2 separate regions of the Homo sapiens genome follow, and region 2 is linked to region 1. The links are chromatin contacts, found by Hi-C or POLR2A ChIA-PET in ENCODE. All regions are on one chromosome and are shown on one strand. The core of a region is the stretch at or near the end of the contact, and the rest is flanking DNA. Distances in the headings are between cores, read along the strand shown.

What was found. Hi-C counts contacts between places; a loop is a spot of excess contacts on that map. ChIA-PET counts read pairs that join two places held with the same protein, here RNA polymerase II (POLR2A). Pooled maps may share reads with other maps.
Region 2: a loop to region 1 is called in a pooled map, with 2.7 times the contacts of the local background. The contact joins the promoter of SRPK1 here to the promoter of DEF6 in region 1. A Hi-C loop is called at or near these places in 6 of 50 pooled maps. POLR2A ChIA-PET finds 5 or more read pairs at or near these places in 2 of 52 experiments (MCF 10A and WTC11).

What each region holds. Positions count from the first base shown.
Region 1 is chr6:35,295,381-35,300,958 of GRCh38, reverse strand. It overlaps DEF6 (DEF6 guanine nucleotide exchange factor), which reads right to left and starts at 3,141. Exons shown (of 11, transcript NM_022047.4): 1 at 3,007-3,141. The coding sequence starts at 3,102. It overlaps ZNF76 (zinc finger protein 76), which reads right to left. Exons shown (of 14, transcript NM_003427.5): 14 at 4,974-5,578. RefSeq lists a silencer at 4,640-4,804.
Region 2 is chr6:35,917,886-35,923,463 of GRCh38, reverse strand. SRPK1 (SRSF protein kinase 1) reads left to right here and starts at 2,366. Exons shown (of 16, transcript NM_003137.5): 1 at 2,366-2,420; 2 at 2,936-2,996. The coding sequence starts at 2,408. RefSeq lists silencers at 2,024-2,083, 2,114-2,703.

The sequences.
Region 1 (5,578 bases), core at 1,892-4,391:
CTACATACCCCTTCACCCCACTGCCTGATAGTCAGTGGGGAAGGAGGCCAAATTATCAGCTGATCCTCCACTAGTTCTAAAATCAAAACTGCTCCCCTGGGTAAGAGGGTGTGTTCAGTAGGACACACATCATTCCCAAGGGCTCCCCTCTCTATAGCCCTCTGTCAGGATGGCTACCTTCCAAAGGTTTTTAGAGGCGGTTCTGGGAACCTTGCAAGAACTCACAGCCCTCAACTCCTGGGAAGTTTTGTGTTCAACCTAAATCCATCCTGGGCAGGAGTGCCATTCCTATTGGTTTACTTTCTCTGTTCTCAACCCAACTGGATGAAGCCATTGTACTTTCTACAAGAATTCAAAGAGAGAAAGAAGTATCTGGTTTTTCCCTCAAGCCTTCTCTTTTCCAGGAGAAACAACCCTACTCCTTGGGCTTTTCTCAGAGGACGTGCTGTTCTTCCTCCTACCCTCTGGCCTCATCGTGGGTTTGCCCAGGACAGCCACTGGGAGCCCGTCTACCAACACATTAGGGGAGAAGTGGCAAATGTCACGCACCGACACATCTTGCCCTGGGCTAGTGCAGGTCTCTTGCCAGGTTCCAACCCAGGACCCTAACGCTAGGGATGGTTTTAGTAACCAGCCCAGTGAGGTGGCTCAAGACTATAATTCCAGCTACTCAGGAGGCAGAAGCCAGAGGATCACTTGAGGCCAGAAGTCTGAAACCAGCCGGGGCAACATAATGAGACTCAGGCTCTAAAAAATAAAAAATAAAAAAATTAGCCAGGCGTGGTGGCATGTGCCTGTAGTCCCAGCTACTCAGGAGGCTGAAGTAGGAAGATCGCTTGAACCCAGGAGTTTGAGGCTGTCGTGAGCTATGACTGCACCACTGCACTCCAGCATGAGTGATAGAACAAGATCTCATCTCTAAAACAACAACAAAAAACCAGATTGACTCCAAGGTCTTTTCCCTCATCCCCAAGTCTTTTCTGGGGAGAGGTGGGCCCTGCTTGTATAACTCTCTCGTCTGCTTCCTCCTTTGCCTTTTGACCACTTCTCTATTACTCCTTTGCTTTGCTGGAATCCCCGCCCCCCAACACTATCACTACTTCCTCCTCTTCCAATATTCACTATTATGGGCTTGAAAGGAGCCCCGCCATTTCCGCCCCACCCCCACTTGGCCCCTGAGACTCCCACTGTTAGCCCAGGTTTCCAGAGTTGACAAGTTTTCTGTCAAGTAGGAGGGAACTCTATAATTGATCCTGTGTGACCAGAGATGTTGCTGGCAGTAGGTTCAATATGAGCTGTGATGAGGTACAGACAGTGGACAGTTCAAGCATGCAAGCTCTCCATGGAGTATTTCCCTAGAAATACGCAACCTGTGGGGATGAGGGAGTGGGTAGTGGCCCTTTTAGAGGGCAAGACAGAGGCTCAAGCTAGGAGGCTTTACTGGCTGATGGCACCAGGAAAAGGGGAGCCACTTAAAGGCTGTACTTTCCATGTGAAGGGCAGAGAGAGCCTGGAGAGGTCTCAGTGGCCACAGGTAATACAGAAGTGGAAAATGTTACCCTGGAAGCAAAAAGCCACGGGGGCTGGTATTGTCTGGCAAGATATTAAAGGGACAGGGTGGGAGGTAGGGGTGGGACACAGAGTTTGCAGAAATGGATTTTGGATGATCGACTTTTTTCCATTTATACTGAGGACCCAACCAAATGACATGATCTGCAATACAAGAGATTTAAATAGGATGTAAGGAAGAATCTGCCTGTTAGGAGGTTCTCCCTAGGTGACAAAAGATAGTAGTGGGCTCTCCTTCCTGGGGGAGTGAAATCATCTATTAGATGCTCACAAATCCAGGTAAGGAATTTAACATAGGACCAGTTTGGGATATTCAAGTTCCTCACATCCAAGTTCAGTAAAGTAGGGGGTTGGAACGGTGGTGGGGCACAATAACTGTTCTGTCCCATTCATCTCTCAGGTATCCAGCACCCTCTACCTCGGTCATTAAGAATGGAGGTTTCCTTGAGACCACACGTCTCCTTTGGAGGATGGGGCAGGGAGACACCAGTTTAGTGCCTAGCCACATGCCAGGCACAGAGCCTCACGAGGGGCACTCAAGTACTTGCAGAGTGAACGAAGGCACCCCTATGGCAGGTCCTAGAGAGCTGAGGCCTACCTTGCTCCTTTCCCCCAGTGTTCGCTGATTCTAGTGGCTGAGGGCCTTGCTTCCTCCCCACTAACTAGGGTAGGGAAGGCAGCACTACTGGAGGACTAGAGGAAGAGAGAGAAAAACTCCTTGGCCTCCCAGAAATTGTCTAGGCCAGATGATTGACTTCAGGACAATCATTGATTGGGATTTTCCTGGGCTTAGATTCTCCCCCTTCCCTACCTGAGGTCTCAAGGCCTAAGGTAAGTTTCCCAACCTGATATGTGTGGTGGATAGGGGGGTGAGCTGCGTAGCAGTATAATAGGGTCCTCAGTCCTCACCCACTCCGCAGCTCTGTCCCACCTGGCGGGCAGGGTTAGACAGGCCAGACAGGTTTGGGACTGGGGGCGGCCCCTTTATGCCTCTCTCAGCTCCAGAGGAAATGACTGCCAAGCACTGGCTAACTGTTTCTCTTGAAAGTCAGGAGGAAGCAGCAAGAAAGAGCACACTGCGTGCCCAAGCATGACTCTGTGGAGGTGTGTGTGCTCATCACACAGAGTCTGGGATGTGGCCTGGCTCCTGGCCCTCAGAACCCCATAATGGCCCTCAGAACCTCCTGGCCTCCAGTTGTGGGGCCCAGTTCTGCGCAAGGTTTCTGCACACACTTCACTAGGTCTCTGGAGGGTGGGCAGCGGCATCTACCAGGCTACGTTGGCCCAGTTACCCAGGACCAGCCCCCCGACCCCAGGCCCGGGACGCTGGATGGCTGGGTGCCCCTGGAGTGGCACAGTGTCCACACCTGGCTCCCAGGCGGCAGGGGCTGGTGTGGTGCATCTGCCGTCCTCCCCCGGGTCCCGGGTGCCCCTCACCTTGAGCTGGGACTTGGAGACTTTGCCACTCTTCTCCACGTCCAGCGCGGTAAAGGCGTACCAGATGGACTTGAGCAGTTCCTTGCGCAGGGCCATGGCTGAGGCGCCCGCCCGGCTGGGGGCGGCTCTGACACTAAGATCCGGTTTCAGGAAATGCAAACGGCTGCAGAGACCGCAGAGGTGCCGTGGTGGAGCGAGAGCACCACCTGCCTGCACATTGCGTGAGGCTCTGTGCTGTCGAGAACCCTGCCTGTTGTTCTGGCAGTGCTCAGAGGCTCCACTCCCTGCATGGGAACTGGGGACCAACTCTCCGAGAGCGGGAACCCTCGTTCTGTATCCACGTGGCTCCCGGGGCATGTGAGGCCCTTTTAGAAGCCTCCTCAGACCCGGAGGCTTCTGGAGCCTTCCAGGGCTCCCAGACGCAGCTTGCTGAGGGAAAAAGCAAGCTCATCCTGATATTGGGGTCAGACAGAGTAAAGGTCCAGTCCTAGTTCAACATAGGAGGCCTTGGGTAAGTTACTTAACCTCCTTGAGCAGTTTCCTCATTTGTAAAGCAGGAAAAATGCCTCCGTGTTGTAAGAATGTCTGAGAATGGACGTAAAGCACATAGTAGGCTCTGGGTAGAGCTTTTGGTGCTACTTAACATTACCATGGTGGTGGGACTCCATCCAAGTGGAAGGAAACAAAGGCAACATCACAAAGCTGGAGAAGGAAATGGGCCAGGGCACCTCTCCAGGTCAGGATGTGGCACTTGACTTGCTGGCTCCCTATCCCCTCAGCACTGGCTCTAAACGGTACTCAGAGCACTGCCCACTCTAGCCCCAGTAGCCCTGAAGACACTGGAAACTTCCTGAAACACATGGGGGTGAGCCTTGTGGTGCACCTCAACTTTAAGGGTCCCAGCAGCAGCAGGCTTGGGATTCAGGGCCCTCCATGTCAGTGCTTCCTTTCTTCAGATCCAGTGTCCAAAAGGACTGGGACACGCCCACACCAGGAATGGTGGTCACAGATGTTGAAGACATCTGCTCAGGCCAATTCTAAGACACCTCCCCCTACCCCCTAAGCCAAATAAAAATCCCTCCAAGTAAGGTGCTGGGAATACCTCCTGCCTGGAAGCACGCCCCCGCCCCTCTCTTCCCAAGGAGCTGGTGGCAAGAGTAAATGGGAGCTTTCTAGGCATCCTGGGAGAGGATGCCTGGATCAGAGGAGGGGGTTCCAATCCTAGGAGGCAGGAAGGGGTTGGGGCATATCCATCACAGCAGAGAGAGGAAAAGAGGCACCACCAATCCCTGCAATGTTCCTGTGTAGGCAGAGTCAAACCCAGAGCTTCTTCCCATCAAGTGCCTTCCCCTGTATCCCTTCTTCCCCCTGGAGCTGATCTGGTCTCACCAACTCACTTTTCAGTGGGGTCTGATTGTGGCTTTGAAATCCCACAGCACAGTCCTAGGCACCTAGGTGGGCACCCCCAGAGCTGGGTAATAGAGCCAAGACTTCAGCTCCAGAGGCATCAGACTCTGCTCCTTGAATCTCAGTAACCTTGGCAAAGGTGTCCCCCAGCCTCACTCTAACCTGGGGCTTTGCCCTCTTGGAGAAGCTGACTGTGTGATTTGGGGGTGGCTGGGTTGGAGGGGCTCTGACTACGTTTCACAAGAAAAGGCAGGAAAAGAGTTCCCCCAGCTCAATCACATGAGGCCTGAGATTCAGCCAGAGCCTGGAAGCAGCGGTCACCCTGGTCCTGTTTGGCTACCCTGGAGCCCACCTGCTCAGCTGTGGGCAAGAAGCCACCAGCAGCTCCTCAGGGCTTTATCTTATACTGGGCTTCCTTCCCACCTGTGTCCCTGGCAGGCCAGCCCCACCACTCTGGCACCAAGGCTGAGTGGGGTTTGTGCCAGGGAGACAGGGCTGATAGCCTGATTTGACCAACCCTGCCACCCGGGCCTAGAGCTGAAAGGATGGAGGGACCCAGGTGGAAATTTGGAACTTTTATTAAATACTCATTCATCCATGTGCCACCACCACCCAGAGCAGGAAAAAAATTATCAAAATGGAATTAAAAAAAACAAAACAAATCAAACCCAATCCCCAGCAGTCTATGTACAGGGCCACTCCCTGCCTCTCTGCCATAGAGAGGTTGGGGGGCAGCTGAGGAGTGGTGGGGGCTGGGCACCTTTTCTTCAGCCACAGGCCCCTGAGGAATTAATTGACTGTGGTGTCAGGAAGTCCCTGGTGCCAAGTAGCCAGGCATCTCAGCTGGCCTCCAGGGAGGTGGTTATTGCTGGGAGGGCAGGACAGGGCCTGCTCCACTGCTACTGGGCTGAAGAGCTGTCTGTGGCTCAACCCTACAGGGCCAGTCCCCATAGCAGCCCCAATCTCTACCTGAGAAGGGGAACAGACTGAGGGCCAGAAGGGTGTTCTTTAGGAGGAGAGTGGGCGCCCAGCTGATTTTGAGAGGCGGGTGCCCTGGTGTAGCCTGGCTGTTGTCAGCTCCCGAGGATGATGCACTCCCCTGATTCCAGCTGCCTGGCCCCCTTCTTGAGCAGGGCCCCCATTCCCTTCAGTTAGGCAGTTTTCT
Region 2 (5,578 bases), core at 1,117-3,616, 620 kb before region 1:
CTTTTTTTTTTCTTTTGAGACGGAGTTTTGCTCTTGTTGCCCAGGCTGGAGTGCAGTGGTGCAATCTCGGCTCACTGCAACCTCCGCCTCCCGGGTTCAAGCGATTCTCCTGCCTCAGCCTCCCAAGTAGCTGGGATTACAGGCATGTGCCACCATGCCCGGCTACTTTTGTATTTTTAGTAGAGATGAGGTTTCACCATGTTGGCCAGGATGGTCTCGATCTCTTAACCTTGTGATCTGCCCGCCTCGGCCTCCCAAAGTGCTGGGATTACAGGCATAAGCCACTGTGCCTGGCCCATTTATTCTTTTATTAGACAAATATATGAGCACCTACTAAGTGCCTAACACTGTGTAGGCACTGAGTTTACATCAAGGAAAACCTAAGCAGGGTCTCTACACTCAAACAGTTTACTTTGGGGTGGGCAGTACTTTCCCAATTCTGGGATTTTTCCTAGCTATCAGCTCTCTCCCTGTCTTTTCTAAACCACACGCGGTTATCCTGAACTCACACAACCCTCAGAGTCTAGGGCTTCCCTGTCTGTCCTAACCTTCCTTTTGTTTTCAACTTTACAGCAGGGAATAGACTGGGCTGCATCCTTCCTTGGCCAACAGGTACTGTCTTCTTTTGCAATATACTCAGACATGCTATCATTCAGGTTCCATGCAACATATATCAATTATCTAAATTTCAAATTTGGCTAACCTGCCTTTCCAGCCTCACCTTCCATTTCATCCCTTCAGTTGTTACCAGCCCCAATCCTAGCCCCCACCTACAGGTGTCCACGTCTGTGCCTTTTTGCTCAATGTATTTTCTCATTCAGGAATGCCTGACATCTCCTTCTCCACCTATAGAAATCTTACATATTTCCTAATACCCAGCTCAAAAACTGCCTTCTCTGGATGGGCTTAATTACTTACTTTGCTCAATAAGTTCTGCCAAAGCCCCCATGCTTGACTTGTGCTGTACTATTGCCCTCTCATCTTCCCTTCTCAATTACTTGTTCAGAGCAAAGGTCTTCAGAGCTTCCACTCTGTCCAGCTGCGGTACTTTACAACATGGGTTGGTAAACTAAGATCTGAAATAAGAATAACCGTTGAAACGGTTGAAAAAAGATCAAAAGGGCCTGGCTCAGTGGCTCACACCTGTAATTCCAGCACCTTGGGAGGCTGAGGTGGGAGGATCACTTGAGCCCTGGATGTCCAGGCTGCAGTGAGCCGAGATCATGCCACTGTACTCCGGCCTAGGCAGCAGAGCAAGACTGCTCTCTCTGTCTTTCTTTAACCCTCACCTTCCCTTCAAAACCTAACAAAGACCATGTTTAAATCAATAGAAGAACATTTTATGACGTGAAAATTATATGAAATTCAAATTTCAGTGTCCATACATAAATCTTTATAGGAACACAGCCCATATTTTCTATGACTGCTTTTGAGCTCCAATGGCAGAGTTGAGTAGCTGAGAAAGAGATCTTATGGTCCACAAAGCCTAAATATTTACTGTACGGCCCAAAGAAAAACTTTGCTGAGCCTGCTATACAATAAGGGCTTCATGATTAAATAACTGGGTCGTACACCAAGATTCTGAACATATAGGCAGGCCCTCTTAAGTTTAGTGTCTTTGTGTAATGGAAGTAATAACTATTTTGCCTTTAAGTTGCCATAAACATCAAATGAGATAATGCACTTAGAAAATAAAAACAAAAAAAACTTATAAACAAGACAGCTTTATCATGTATTGAAGGTGGTAGAATAAGAAAACATTAAACGTTTTTATTCTCATTTCCCCTTCTTTCCTTTACAGCTTTCACTTAAACTTGAAATTTCAAGAGAAAATTCACTTTTGAAGTTTTTACTTTTCAAGTGATAATAGGGTCACAGGTTCTTTCCTTCCAGTCTTTTTGTGTTGCTCCCACTCCCTTTTCTTTCTCACATGTAATTTTTTTCCATTTTCTTTAAATAGTATCTCAACTGGGCTCACAATAGCTCAGGGAAGGAGAAACTGGGACATGCCTGATTAATCCATTTTACAGGCCAGGAAACTGAGGCAGATCCCAGTTGCCTCCGAAGCTCTGACTCAGCAGCATGCAGAGAGCCCTGCCGCTCTCTGCGCCTTTTCTAAACAAATAGAACAAAACTAACCTTGCCAGGTTTCCAAGCTTGGATCTCTAACACTCCTTCAACGTTCACCCCGGCGTTCCTCCCCGCTGCGCCCCCTCCCTCTCCTTGCCGCCCCCTCCTCGGGAGCAGGTGGTAGGCTCCGCGCCCAACGCGCAAGCGCGCGGCATCGTGGGGCGGGGGTGGGGCGGGACTGAGGGCGGAGTGTGAGCGGGCTCGGTTTTGGGCCGCGGCGGGAGCGGGAGTCGCCGCCACTCGAGTGCGCAGGCGCCTGGCGATTACCGGTCTCACCATGGAGCGGAAAGGTGAGCGGTGGAGCGGCCTCCGCCACGAGGGGCAATGGTCGCCGGGGCGAGGCCCGGGTCAGCGCCGGGAGCTTCGCTTAACTGCCGCGGTTCGGTTCCCGGACGTGCGGCGCCCCTCCACTGAGGTGGCGCCGCCCCACACCCCCTGCCTCTGGGCTGCGGGTCCGCGCCCCTCAGTCCGGGCGTCCTCTGGCGCCGGCCGTAGCCGCCCCTTGTTCCCCGCCAGGCCGGCTCGCGCCTTGGGGCCACTCCAGGGCCCGGCCCTTGGCGGGCGACGCAGACCCCCACCCGCCCGCCCCCTGACCCGGCCTGAGACCCCTCCGGCGCATCCCGCCCGGGCGCTGCTCTGCGCCCCGTGGGCCGCCAGCCCCACGGCCGGCCGCCTCGCCGGAGCCCGCAGCCGCCCCCGAGGCAGGCCCCGCAGCCGGGCCTGGCGCCCCTGCTGGGTCTCCACCCTCACCTTGGTCGCCTCCTTTCCTCCACATTCGCCCTTCATCCATCCCTCTCTCCTGCAGTGCTTGCGCTCCAGGCCCGAAAGAAAAGGACCAAGGCCAAGAAGGACAAAGCCCAAAGGAAGTGAGTCTTGTACCCCAACATCCCATTCTTTGGATTTTCCTCCGGCACCTTCTCTGCTCTGGTTTCACGTCTTGAACGTGCACCGGGTTTGGGCACCCTGTGGCTGCAGCCACATGGCCTCGGGGCAGCTCGGAGGGTCGCTCTCCAGCAACCATGTGGAAGAGAGCTGCTGTTGCTCAACGCCAGGCCTGGGTCTTAGCAGCCCCGGGCCTGCTGGAAAGGGCTGTCGGAGGAGGACCAGAGCCCGCCCGGTACCTTTCCTCCCCAACTCCACAGAGGAGGCACAAACTCCCCTAGCTTGGACCTCCCCACCGGAGCTGGTAGATCATTATCGGTCTGTTTCTGAACTCTGGTCTCTCTTACCTGCTCCCCAACGTCTTAACTTGCCTCCGACGTCTTCACGGTAGGCCTTAAGGAAATTCTTGAATGAATTTTTCCGTGTTTACTTTGGGTTCTACCAACCACACACTCCCTTTCATAGAGGAGGGCATGGGGCTTTTCCCTGGGTTAGTCAACTTCCTGAGCCTGTAAGGCGTATCGGCTTTTTTGCAGTGTGCCGGCAGACCGCTGTGTATACAGTCGGTGTCTGTTAACTGCTTCTCTTCTGTCTAAACCTCAACCAGATGCAGATAATCTTCCGGAGTGGACATCACAATAGTAACGGGAGAGTTCTTTAACAAACATTGATGATTCTGGTTTGGCGTATTAAGCGCCACATGTCCAGTTTTATCAGTAGGATGCATAACAGTAGTTTAGTGCTATCGTGGCAAGTTCAAAAGTTGGTCACAGCCTAGTAGAAACTCAGGTAGCAGGCTTAGCAGCAAGTGAGGCTAAGCCTTAAGAACTTTCATCATGTACTAACGTTTAATTGCAAAGGATCTTGGAAATCAGCTCTTACACACTTTGTATTCAGAGAGAGCTTGTATGCCTAGTTATTAATACATCTTAATTTTAGATGTATTATCTTTATAGTTTTACATTTATTTGATGTTTTGTGGCATCGTATGCGGTCTAATTCCCTCTGAGCTGATACAACACATTTCAAAGGCCTTCCTAGGTCACCCCACTGAATGACAATACCAGATTAGGGGGGTGTAGGGGTGTGTGTTGTTTTTGGAGGCTACCTACTGTTTGGGGAGAGCACATAATGACTTCTCTCTTTCAATAGAACTAAAGTGGTAGGTGACCTCACCTCTTGCTCCATTTTCTCTTCTGTCTTATGAAATGTATTTTGTAAGTGCTTGGTGACGAAGTCTTGTAAATGAGAGTTTGTGTGTGTCTGTTTACCTTTGGATTATCCATATATGGGATTATTCAAAACCAGTTTTTAATCCTAGATCGTTTAATAGAAACAGCAAGGTGCTAACTTGGTTCTAGTGTGCAGTAGGACTTGAAATGTTACTTTTCTGTGCCTAGTTTAGTTATTCTTTGTGGAATTGATGAGAATGTGTTAAAACGTTCTTTTCTATTGATACAAGGAAGTTGCAGTTTTTATTATATTACTCTGTATTTTTTAGAAATCCTGGTCTCTCAGACTATTTGTCCAGATCTCTCTTACCACTTAGAAATTAATTTGAGATTAGCCCAAATCAAGCTGTAATTTGAGGGGTAAATGTATATAGATGATATACTTTAAGCACCAGAAATCTGTTACTTTCGATTATCTATTTAGACCATATGCTTTATTTCTAAAGTCAGATGTGTATCTGTTACCCCATTCACTACTATGGATAACTTAGAGTTATTTGTGTTAATTGTTTGCAAGTATGGATTATAGATAATCTAGCAGTCATTTTACTGAATATTTCATCTTGAACAACTTTGAATCCTGAAAATATGCGTGAATGAACTGCCCCCATTTCCTTGTAACTTCAGAGGTGTTTTATTTTTGGATTTGTTTCCAATTAATAAGTTTTTTTTGTTTGTTTGTTTTTGAATTTACCTACCTTTTTTTTCTTTTTCTTTTTGAGGCAAAAAGAAAGCCTGTTGCCCAGGCTGCAGTGCAATGGTGCGATCTCGGCTCACTGCAACCTCCACCTACCAGATTCAAGCAATTCTCTTGCCTCAGCCCCCCAAGTAGCTGGGACTACAGGCGTGTGCCACTACGCCTGGTTAATTTTTGTATTTTTTGTAGAGAGAGAGTTTCGCCATGTTGCCCAGGCTGGTCTCGAACTCCTGAGCTCAGGTAATCCGCCTGCCTCAGCCTCCCAAAGTGCTGGGATTACAGGCATGAGCCACTGCACCTTGCTCTTTTTCTTTCTTCCTTTTTGTCTTTCTTTCTGTCTTTCTTTTCTTTTGTTTGTATCCCAGCCTCCTTTTAAGTAGCTGAAATGTCTAATTAAGTTGGTTAGAGTACTGTGTTAGAAGTTCAAGCCTCAACTAAGGTAACTTGACTCTGTTCCATGACTTCTGACTGCACTCCTGATGACTTCCATTTACTTTGCTAAGGCAAGCTGCTAGTTACAGGAGGTGAGTCAGGAAGAAGATTTGAGGAAGAAGCATGCCATAGAGTTTGGTCTTTGGAGATAGATGTGGTTTTGAATTCTGATTTTGCTACTTTTTAGCAATCTGACCTTAGACAA